3 separate regions of the Mus musculus genome follow, and all the other regions are linked to region 3. The links are chromatin loops, found by intact Hi-C in ENCODE. Cell type or tissue: heart. All regions are shown on one strand. Links, peaks and the distances in the headings refer to the core of each region. The heading gives the core; the rest is flanking DNA.

Region 1 (3,688 bases), core at 441-2,940, 220 kb before region 3:
GTGCTTCCCACGCCTTCTGGTACTGCAGCTGCCATTATCCTTAGCTGAAGCGATCACAAGCCGAGCCTCCATCCAGGGTGGAAGAGAAGACTCGGCTTCTTCACTCTCCTTGGTGGTGGGGTTGGGACCCAGACTTCACACATGCTACACCCAGGCTTTTCTGAAACAAGCCCTCAACAAGGACCTCAGGCCTGGAGCACGTGATCCTCCTGCCTCACACTCCCGGCATGACCAGTGTGCATCACACTCAGCCAAGGTGCAGCTGTCACTGAGTGAGGGGGCTTTCTGGCCTCTTTGCTACTCTATCTGCACGCCAGGTTGGTCCCAGGCTCCAGGCTGAGCAGTGCTCTAATTGGATTCTAACTCTCTCCCAGAGGCCGTGTGTCAAAGTCGTAGCCCCCAGAGTAGTGCTGTGAGGGGGATCTGCAGGAAGTTAGTTCACTGGGTGTCCCATGGAGAGGGTACTGGGACCCAGACCCCTTTCCTGGTTTTGACGGGTTATCTTGGAGCAGCCTCTGAGTCATTCTGTCCCCAGGGTCTACTAGACTGTGAGGGATCTGATCTAATCAGTGAAATAATTCCTTTATGGGTTTATGCTATGTGTTATTGGGAGGTGGTGGGAGGGAGGAGGTGGGACTTGCCTGGAGGACAGAAGACTGTGGTGGATATAATTTCTCCAGCCTTTGCACACTCCTGTGGCCATGACACTGCCACGCCACAGACTCAGAAACACGGAGCCGCGTAACTGTGACTGTGGGTTGAACCCTCTGAAACCGTGAGCAGAGCAAATGTCCCTTCCTTAAGCTGTTCCTGTCAGTGCATGTGGAGGTCAGAGGACAGCCTATGCTTTCCACCTTGTTTGAGACGGGGTCTCTGAGCTCAGGACCTCTCCTGTTTGCCTCTCAACTCCTTGCAGGAATTCTGGGATTCCTTGTATACACACTTGTGCTACTGGGCCCAGTTTTATGTAGATTCTGGGTATTCAAACTCAGGGCCTCATGGTTGTGTGGCAAGTGTGTTACTCACTGTACCACCTTCTTTATAAAGATAGGAAGCTGACCAACACAGGGCCCATTTTGGAGGGAAGATAGTCTATCCCTAGGGACTCACCTTGTGGACCTCCACCTGCAGAAAGCATATGTGGCTAAGGGCCACAAAAGCTAATCATGGCAGGGCCATCAAAGTGGCCTTTCCCTGGGGTGCTCAGGCTCCATCTGCTGGTGACTTGACTCCAGATACCCAGCAGCCTTGCTGAGCCTTCCTTGGACCTAAGACGTTCCCCACCCTAGAAGGCAGAGGTGACAGGCACTGTCAGAGCTTGCTGGATAGGCTGCCTGCACCTGAGAGCTGAGGACCCCAGATGCTGGGAGGAAGGCCTCTTAGAGAGCAGTGGTAGGGGATGCTGAGCAGGCATAGAGATGGCTCTGGCTAAGGATATCAAGAGGAGCTGGCACCACTGTTTCTGTGGGGACAATAAGCCTTGCTTTCTTACAGGACAAACCAAAGGCCTGACAAGGTGGTCCGAGACCCCCTCCAGGACTGAAGCCTGCCCCTGGTGAGAGGAAATGTGGTTGGATTCAGCCATGAGAGTTGCAGGGCTGGTCTGGGCAACGACCCCTTCCTTCTTTTTTCCTTGTTCATTCACTCACTACTTAGAGCCCTCCCTCAGCCCCATCACTTCCTCCCTCTTTTCCCTGCCTGGCTTCAGCCTCTGCTGGCCTAGGCAAGCTTGGCTAGACACAATCCTGGCAGCGGCGGGTGGGTTCCGACTTCTGTCTCAGTGCTGCCCTCTTCTGGCAGAGGCCTGTGGTGTCCCGTTTGAGACCGGCTCTCTTTTTCCTCAGCAGGCCCATCTGAAGGCTATCTGCTTGGCAGACAGTGAGGTAGGCCTTTCAGGGTTACAGTCTCTTATCTGGATGCTGAAAGCAGGGTCCAGGAGGGAGGCTCAGATCTGACTCACTCTCATTTCCATGACAGATGCCTGATTTAGACCGGGATAGCTGAGAAGGTGTCAAAGTGAGCAATTGGGCTAGCTGGGATCATGTCCCTGCTTTCTGATCCTTTAAACAAAACCACAGCATGGTCATTTTCTGGAGAAATCTCTGGGTGAGACTGAGGGGGTTGGGAGCATATGTCCCATTGGGCAGCCTCCCTAGTGTCACCATAGATTCTCCTGTGCCCCTGTCACCTTTGGACACCTTCAGATTTCTGTTTGACCTCAGTCCGGGAGACAGCTGTGACTGCACTTCCTTCTGGTGGCTTCATTCTGGCCATGCAGATGGCACTGTTGCCTTCCATGTTGTCCCCACTGCAGTGAGCCTGCACCAGGTGCCACTGTTTGGCCTGGTCACAATATATCACTGAGCAAAGTCATCGCAGGGTCCTGGAGGCAGGAACAGAAGCAGGAGCCATGGAGAGGTGTGGCTTACTGACTGGATACTTGTAGCTTGCCCAGCCTGCTTCTTTATAGCACCAAGGACCACTGTCCCAGGGTAGTACCACTCGTTATGATCTGGGCCCTCACATCAATCACCAATCAAGAAAATGTACCAACCATCTAGAGACTGCCGCACCCGGGGATCCATCCCATAAGCAGCCTCCAAACGCAGACACTATCGCATACGCCAGCAAGATTTTGCTGAAAGGACCCTGATATAGCTGTCTCTTGTGAGGCTATGCCGGGGCCTAGCAAACACAGAGTGGAGGCTTACAGTCAGCTATTGGATGGAACACAGGGCCCCCAATGGAGAAGCTAGAAAAAGTACCCAAGGAGCTAAAGGGATCTGCAACCCTATAGGTGGAACAACAATATGAACTAACCAGTACCCTGGAGCTCGTGTCTCTAGCTGCATATGTATCAGAAGATGGCCTAGTCGACCATCAGTGGAAAGAGAAGCCCATTGGTCGTGCAAACTTTATATGCCTCAGTACAGGGGAACGCCAGGGCCAAGAAATGGGAGTGAGTGGGTAGGGGGGTGGGAGGGGAGGGTATGGAGGACTTTCGGGATAGCATTTGAAATGTAAATGAAGAACATACCTAAAAAAAATTGGAAAAAAAAAAGAAATGTCATTAGCAATAACCTAAAATCGAGGACAGACAACATTCATTGTAACTCCTGAGAAAGGTGAATGAGTTCAGGAAAAATAGAAAATGTACCAAAGTCCTGACCACAGGGCAATCTGATCCGGGCATCTTCTCAGTTGAGGCTCCCTCTTCCCAAGTGACTCTAGCGCACAGGACAATTCACATTCAACTTGCCTCACATCCGAGAGGGACATCCTTCTGTCCCCTTACTAAGGTGTGCTCATGAGAATAGATGGTGAGAGAAGCTGGGTTAGAGGACATGGTTCTGAGGGGAGGCCCCTCCCCACACCAGCCCTTCCCTCACTGGCCTGGGAGTGGTAGATGTGAGCCCTTGTGGAGGAGACCTTATTTGCTGTGTGTTGGGATGGAACAGGCATCAGATCTCAACATGGGGCTGGATAGGCTCCAGCTTCCTGACTCCAAACCTTCCGTCAGGAAAAACAGATGAGTGCGGACACCTGTGGCCTATGAGGACCCTTAGGGCAGATGAAGAAGCTGGCAAGGAGCCTCAGGCTGTCTCTCGCTCACTGCTAGGCAGCTACTGTTAGCACACCCTGGGCTGCCATGTGAGCCCGACCATTAGACCCTAGGCAGGCACCTCTC
Region 2 (3,688 bases), core at 441-2,940, 70 kb before region 3:
GACTCTTTAACTCTCACTTCTGGCTGCTGACTCCAGAGTGGCTTCCTCTCAGTTATGCCGGGAGGTATGGTCAGCATCCCTACAGCATGTAGCCATCATCCCCAAGAGCCTAGGTCACTCAGTAGCGAGCCCTGCAGATGCCCTTGCAGGCTTCCCTTGCAGGGCTCCCAGGGCATCCCTTTGCCTAGGCAGGCATCACTTGGAAACGTGAGGCTGTGTGCAGTCAGGGCTTGGGCTAGACTACCTGTTGTCCCCTCAGCTTCTCATATGACAGCATCTCTGACTCAGGCAGGTCCACAATGCTGCCTGCAAGGGGAGAAGCCATCTCTCCAACAGTACCCGACCAGTGCCCACTTGCCCTTCCCCTCATCGTCCTCAGGCTCCCACATCCTCAGAACTAAACCAGCCTCTTCGGGGGGCACTCTCACCAAAGAAGCATCCCATCTGAAGGAGTACCCACATTCCTAAAGAGCACTCTGTCTTAGGGACCATCCACACACTGGGGACTACCTCAGTCCCTAGGGAGCATGGTCCACAAAGCTTTTTCCTAATAACTCCTCCATATCCAAAGGTGATACATGCTGTCACCTCCTCCTTTGCTTCTAGGCTGGGTTGGGGGTAGGGATGGGGGGTGGGGAAGTTCCAGGGCTTTGATGGCACTCAGTGTGGGGGTGAATATCCAGACACAAACACCATAAGGCCAGACCTCCTCTTCCTCCAATATACTGATGTTGGAGTCATCTGGGGGCTTCTATACAAACCAACTGAAGTTGTTTTGATCAGTGGCCCTTGTTGGGGCCTCTGGGTAAGAAGGACTTGTTAAAAAACCTTGGCGGTTCTTCCTCATAGTTCACATTCTCAGGTGACAGCACATGGCACTTTGCAAGCCCTGAGTTAGAAAGTGCCCAGGACAGGCATCAAGAAGTGTGTCCTGCACGGGCACAGTACTCAAGACAGGCCCATGGTCTGAAATGTTTGTCGTCTGCCTAATCCTAGTTGGACACCCCTGCCCTGAGGGTAGGTCCTGTGGGTCCTCTAGGGCTGCAGTGCCCACAAGGAGGTTGCACTATCCTCAAGGACTGCAGGGAGAAGCAGCCACCAGAGCAGGGACAAGTCCAGATGCCACAGGTCATGGCTCCAAGGTCCTCAGAATGACTTTCTGATGAGGCCTTCTGCCAGTGGATTGCCAACTCCCCTCCCTTTCCGGTCTATCTGACCTGTGTAATGAGGTCCTGGCCAGCCTTGGTGGAGAGAATGGTACTCCTTTAGTTCTAGCAGGGAAACGCTAGGTCTGGAAAGTCCAATTTATTCTCTTGGCCACATCCTCCCTGCAGACCTGGGGCTGCCTGGAGGCAGAGACCAGTGCCTCAACTCAACTCAGGCCACACGTGACAGAACCTCTGTGAAACTGACACGAGATCTCCCCAACATTTGATTTGCTCGCCCTCTCTTAAACCTACTCCCACAAAATCACGCTGCATGGGGCAGGTCAGTTTTGAGTTTGTCAAAAGCGCAGGTCTGGAGCGTCCCCTCCAGCTGTGAAAAGCGGGATCACACAGCATTAAGATTCAACTTCAACAATTGCCAACATGGGTATAGAGCTTGGGAGCTTGATCTGGGCCTCGACTGACACCGTGGTTATGATTCACGATCCCGCAGCGCTGAGAGGTACTCAGAGGAGGGAACTGAGGCTGACTGAGGAGGTGGCTCTGCAGGGGAGCAGGGACCCTAAGCTCCAAAGGAATGATGCGCACCAGCAGTGTCTCTGCCATGCTGCTACAAGCGCACTCTCCAATCAGGCCGCGGACCCCGAGCCAGCCCCTTACGAGCCGGTGTGCGCGCCCGCGCGCGCTCCGTCGCCTGTAACCGAGTGAGGTGGAGACTACGATCTTAGAAAGAGCAGGCTTCTAGAACTCACCGCTCAGGCCAGCCCGCGCTCAGCCGGGCCCCGCAGGCTGCAGTTGGCCCTGGAGGGGGCGCCCTCGCCGAGTGCGCGCCCTGCGCCGCCGCCTAGGGCTCCTCCCCGGCGCCGCCGGCAGGTTCGCCCAGGCGGCCGCGGGCTCCGGCTCCCGGCCCGCTCCCCCCGGGCCCGCGGCTCGGGCCTGCGGGGCGCCCCGCCCCGCCCCGCTGCGCCCTCCCCGCTGCGCTACTGGACTCAAGTTGGAAGCCGAGCCCGGGCGACAGCACTTGCGCCAAGCGCTCCGCGGCGGCGGAGACGCTGCACCGGCGAGCGGGGAGGGCGAGGCGGCGCCCGCACGGCCGAACGCGGACCTTGGGGGGCGCCCGCACTCGGGAGCAGCAGGAGGACCGCGGGTGTCGGCGCCCAGCCCCGCAAAGTAAAGTTGCAGGGACCCGGAAGAACGGCAACCTGCGCCCCGGCTCGCTTAGCCCCAGCCAGCCCGTTGGGAAGCAGAGTGTCCGGGCCGCCGCCTGCAGCCTGCAGCCCAGTCGGGCACCCGGACCGTGGAGCCGCTTGCGTGCACCAGCTTGGACACCGCATCTCCGTGGGCTGGCGGCCGGGACGCTCCCACTGAACCCAGGCCGAGGGCGGGGCCGCTCGAGGACCCGGGACCTACCCCCATTCCCCCCCACCGCCGCGTCGCCGCGCTCTCTGGGCACCTCCAGCTCTGCACTTACGCGCGCGGCAGCTGCGGGGAGCCCGGCAGCCACGCTCTCCGGCGCGCCGCCCGCCCGCCGGGCCACCACGGCCGAGAGCCGGCTGCGGGGCTTCGTGGCCCCCAGCCGGCGCGCCGGAGGAGCAGGCGGCGATGCGGACGCCGACCCTGGCTGTGGGGCGCCCGAGCTGCCGAGGCTGCGCCCGGGCTCCTGGCAGGACCGCGTAGCTCTCGGGAGGACCATGGCGTCCCCAGCGCTGGCCGCGGCGCTGGCGGCGGCGGCGGCTGAGGGCCCCAACGGGAGCGACGCGGGCGAATGGGGTAGCGGCGGGGGTGCCAACGCCTCGGGGACCGACTGGGTGCCACCGCCGGGCCAGTACTCCGCAGGTGCTGTGGCGGGGTTGGCAGCTGTGGTGGGTTTCCTCATCGTTTTCACCGTGGTAGGCAATGTGCTCGTGGTGATCGCTGTGTTGACCAGCCGAGCACTGCGCGCCCCGCAGAACCTCTTCCTGGTGTCTCTGGCCTCAGCTGACATCCTGGTGGCCACACTGGTCATGCCCTTTTCTCTGGCCAATGAGCTCATGGCCTACTGGTACTTCGGGCAAGTGTGGTGTGGTGTATACCTGGCACTGGACGTGCTCTTCTGCACCTCGTCCATCGTGCACCTGTGTGCCATTAGTCTGGACCGCTACTGGTCGGTGACGCAAGCGGTAGAGTACAACCTGAAGCGCACGCCGCGCCGTGTCAAGGCCACCATCGTGGCCGTGTGGCTCATCTCCGCTGTCATCTCCTTCCCGCCTCTCGTCTCGTTCTACCGCCGGCCCGACGGCGCCGCCTATCCGCAGTGCGGCCTCAACGATGAGACCTGGTACATCTTGTCCTCCTGCATAGGCTCCTTCTTCGCGCCCTGCCTCATCATGGGCCTGGTCTATGCGCGCATCTACCGCGTGGCCAAGCTGCGCACGCGTACGCTCAGCGAGAAACGCGGCCCCGCCGGCCCCGACGGCGCGTCCCCGACCACAGAGAATGGGCTGGGCAAGGCAGCGGGGGAGAACGGGCATTGCGCGCCCCCG
Region 3 (3,688 bases), core at 354-2,853:
GCCTGTGCAGTGGTACCCTTTCTGTACAGTCCTCAGAAGCAGTAAATGACCTCAAGCTAGTCCCTCTGCATGTGTCCACAGCTGGCAAGGACATGAAAGAAAACAACTACCAAGAATTGCCAGATCGGCTCAGAGGTTTAGAGCACTGATTGCTCTTCCAGAGGTCCTGAGTTCAATTCCCAGTAACCACATGGCGGCTCACAGCCATTTGTACTGGGCTCTGATGTCCTCTTCTGATGTGTCTGAAGACAGCTACAGTGTACTCACATATATAAAATAAATAAAATTTAAAAAACAAAAAAAGCTAGGCAGTGGTGGTGCACGCCTTTAATCTTAGCACTTGGGAGGCAAAGGCAGGTGGATTTCTGAGTTTGAGGCCAGTCTGGTCTACAGAGTGAGTTCCAGGACAGCCAGGGCTACACAGAGAAACCCTATCTCGAAGAAAGGAAAGGAAAAAAAGAGAGAACAAAAAAAAAAAAAAAAAAAAAAAAAACCCTGTCAGATCTACCCTTGACTGGCAGGGCGACTGCAGTCATTGGAATGAAGAATGTTTTCCATGGGCTCGTGTGTTTGAACCTGTGGTTTCCCAGTTGGTGGCAGGGTTTGAGGAGGCTATGGAACATTGATGGAGCCTGGCTGACAGAAGTGCATCACTGCAGGCCGGCTTCTCCTTCTCTCTGCTTCTTGTGTGTGGATGAAAAGGCTCAGTTAGTGCCATGTGAGGAGAGAAAAAGAAAAGTGAAGATGCTAGCTCTCTAGCCCCCACCCCTTGGTCACCTGTCTACCAAGGTTGACCTAATCCTGATTTGCTTAGTTATGTGTCTTGGGGGGTGGGGGGAGGAAGGGGGTTCCTGGATGCAGGTACCTGTGGAGGACAGAGGAGTCAGATCCTCCTGGAGCTGGAGATGCAAGCGGTCCTGAGGGTGCTGAGAACTGAAGTCCAGTCCTCTGCAAGATCATTACAAGCTCTTAACCACTGAGCCGCCTTTCCGGTCCCAGCTCTGACTTCTACCAGAGTGCTGGGTTTCAGTTCACCTGCCCTGGTGCTTTATGTAAATTAAGTCAAGTTTCAGAATGCTGAACATCAAAGCAATGGTGACACTAGCTGTATTAAGTGGAGTCCTCCAGAGTAGCAGAAGTAGGAAGATAGAAAATAGATGATAGTTGATATTTTATATATCCCTTACATTCTAATATTTTATATATCACATGTATCTATAAAAACACCCCTAAATTCAGGCCTGTATCCGTCTGTCTGCCTGGCTTAGCTCCTACTGGGTTCCCATGTACCTCCCCCTCCCCCAGGTATTTCTCTGAGAGCTGCACACACATGCCACCCAGAGTCTACTTCCTCCAGTGGTTGTTGGAGTTGGCTAAAGGGAACATAGTCCCTTGTTTGAGGGAGAGCTTTGCTGCCCCCTGCTGACTAGTCTCAGGGGGAGCTAGACTCGTTTCCCCTTGCAAAGGTGAGGAGGAAGAGAGTGGAGCAAGAGAAGGGATTCCACTGGATACCAATGGGACCGCAGGGCTTGGGTTGTATGAGCCTGGAAGGTAAACTCAGGATCTTTGCCTTTCACTTTCTCTGGCACAAGGGGATGTCACAGCATTCCCTCCTTGGAAGAGCACACATGCACAGTGCTTCCATCCCTATGCAGAAACTGAGGCTGGGGGGAGCTGACCCTGACCCTGCACAGATGGGGAGCTGACCCCAATCTCTTCACAAGAAAGGGGACTGACCCTGATCCCTCCCTGGGAGGAAAGAGAGGGGCTGGTCCTGATCTCTGTACAAGAGGGAAGCAGATTCTGGCCTCTGCACAGGATGTCTGACTCCTGATCCCTGCACAGAAGAGAGCAGAGGAACTGACTAACCCCTGTGCAGGAGGACAGCCGACCCTGACCCCTGCGCAGGAGGGGAGCTGACCCTGACTCCTGTGCAGGAGGACAGCCGACCCTGTCTCCGTACAGGAGGGAAGGGAAAGATCACTGAACAAACGGGCAGCTAAGCCCTGCCCAGGAAAGAGGGGAGAAGACACGTGTGCACTGGTGCCCCACGCCCCTGCTCTGCATCCCAAGGTTCTGCTTCGAAGTGTAAAACCAGCTCCTTCTCCTTCCACTGTATCAGATCAGGAAACAACAGTAAAGGCCCTTCAAGTCCTGGCCAGATAGGACTGCTCTGGGCTCACAGAGATGGGTTTACTGATGGCCCCTAGCACCTGGAGTGGGGGAAGAGGAGAAGCCTGCTGCTTCAGTAAGACCTGAAGCAGATGGCCTGACACGAAGGCCCTAAGGCCCCCTGACCTTTCTCCCCAGCTGTCCTTACAGAGCAGAGCAGAAGGACACAAGTGAACACTGGGTCACTCTGCCTTCAGAATTCCAAATGATCATGAAAAAACACTGAGGAAGCTGGTTCACAGTGCAGGAAGCCACCAGCTCCAAGATGCAGGTCTGCCAAGTCCAAACAAGGTAACCCAACTAACACATACCTGCTGCCTACCAAACCATGAGCACTGGGCCAGAACTTGAAGGTGGAATGCTGGCCTCACCTGTATCCAGTACCACAAAGCAAAACTAACCAAAAAAGCTCTGAGTGGCTGAGAAAAAAGTAAAGGACAGAAACAAGATAGAACAGGGAGCTACGTGGGGGTGGGGCGAGGGGTACCTGAGCTGTTCAGATCAGTCATCTATCTCTAGTGGCCCTCAGGAGAAAGGCCAGAGCTGCTGTTGTACATCTTCTGCTCTGGGTCAATGTGTATCCCCTAGGCAGTGTAGAGAGACACCAGGCCCTGGAGACAGACCCATGGGGAGGTAGGTCCACGACGACGACCCCAGAATGCAAGGACCCTGCGAGGGTTCTCTGTAGGTTCTGAAGTGTGCAATTGATGCCAAACCCCCATCCCACCCTCTTACTCCCAGCGATCCTGGTGCTTCATCCTGGTCTTGGGCTATTTCTGGCCCTTTTGAGTAGTTCTAATGGGGTACTCAAAGCCCAGAGCTGTGGGCTTTGTGTGGGACAGAGGGACAGAAGATGAAGACCAGTGGAAAAGGGACAGTGAGGTTGGTGAGAGGATTCAGGACAGTGGGCCTGGGGGACCTCGGAGGAAGGATGCAGTGGTCTACCTACCCTGTCTATGGTGCCAATGGTAAGTAGGAACAAGGTTATCTGTGAGGAAAGAGGCTCACAGGAGGACACCATCCTACCCTGGAGGTTATGTAAGAGAAGGCCTCAAGATTGTAGCCAGGTTGTCCAAAGGCCCTCTCCATTCAAGTGAACAAGGTCCCCAGACCACACTTAGAAACAGAGCAGAGTCCAGGCCCTGGATGGCCTAGGCTGCTCCTGGGGGGGCAGGATTCCCACTCAGGCTCTGTAAAGGTAACTTTTAAACCTTTATTCTCTCATTCATTACATCTTGACCACAGTTTCCCCTCCCTCCACTTCTCCCAGTCCCTCCCCCACCACCTCTTTCCCTCTGATCAAGTCTTCCTTTGTTTCCCTTCCAAAAAAGGAAAGAGAGAGAAGGAGAGAGAGGGGGGGAGGAGGGAGGAGGGGGAGGGGGAAGGGGGGAGGGGAGGGGGAGGAGGAGAGGGAAACAGGCTTCCCAAGTATATCCACCAAACATAGCCTAACAAGATACAGTAAGACTGGGCACAGACCTTCATATCACAGCTGGATGTGGTCCCAACTGCAGGC

What was found. A loop is a pair of places that touch in the nucleus more often than their neighbours do. Peaks named below come from ENCODE experiments on the same cell type or tissue, not always from the same donor. Only the 100,000 strongest peaks of a DNase experiment are listed, where the experiment ranks them.
Region 1: it touches region 3 in a loop (3-fold over the local background); 6 of 42 quality-filtered maps call a loop at or near these places.
Region 2: a loop joins it to region 3, with 5 times the contacts of the local background. A loop is called at or near these places in 10 of 42 quality-filtered maps.

Annotation. Positions count from the first base shown.
Region 1 is chr5:35,130,166-35,133,853 of GRCm38, forward strand. No RefSeq gene overlaps it. Among named protein-coding and RNA genes, the nearest start is that of Lrpap1, 26 kb to the left of the region's middle. In heart, for the core only: a CTCF peak has its summit at 1,790 (motif pointing left); a DNase peak (open chromatin) is centred at 1,796; H3K27ac peaks cover 275 bases.
Region 2 is chr5:35,277,029-35,280,716 of GRCm38, forward strand. Adra2c (adrenergic receptor, alpha 2c) reads left to right here and starts at 1,538. Exons shown (of 1, transcript NM_007418.3): 1 at 1,538-3,688. The coding sequence starts at 2,858. In heart, for the core only: a CTCF peak has its summit at 1,941 (motif pointing right); no DNase peak of the experiment used is centred there; H3K4me3 peaks cover 1,443 bases; H3K27ac peaks cover 791 bases; H3K27me3 peaks cover 2,500 bases.
Region 3 is chr5:35,347,585-35,351,272 of GRCm38, forward strand. No RefSeq gene overlaps it. Among named protein-coding and RNA genes, the nearest start is that of 4930478P22Rik, 12 kb to the right of the region's middle. In heart, for the core only: a CTCF peak has its summit at 1,420 (motif pointing left); a DNase peak (open chromatin) is centred at 1,387; H3K27me3 peaks cover 1,168 bases.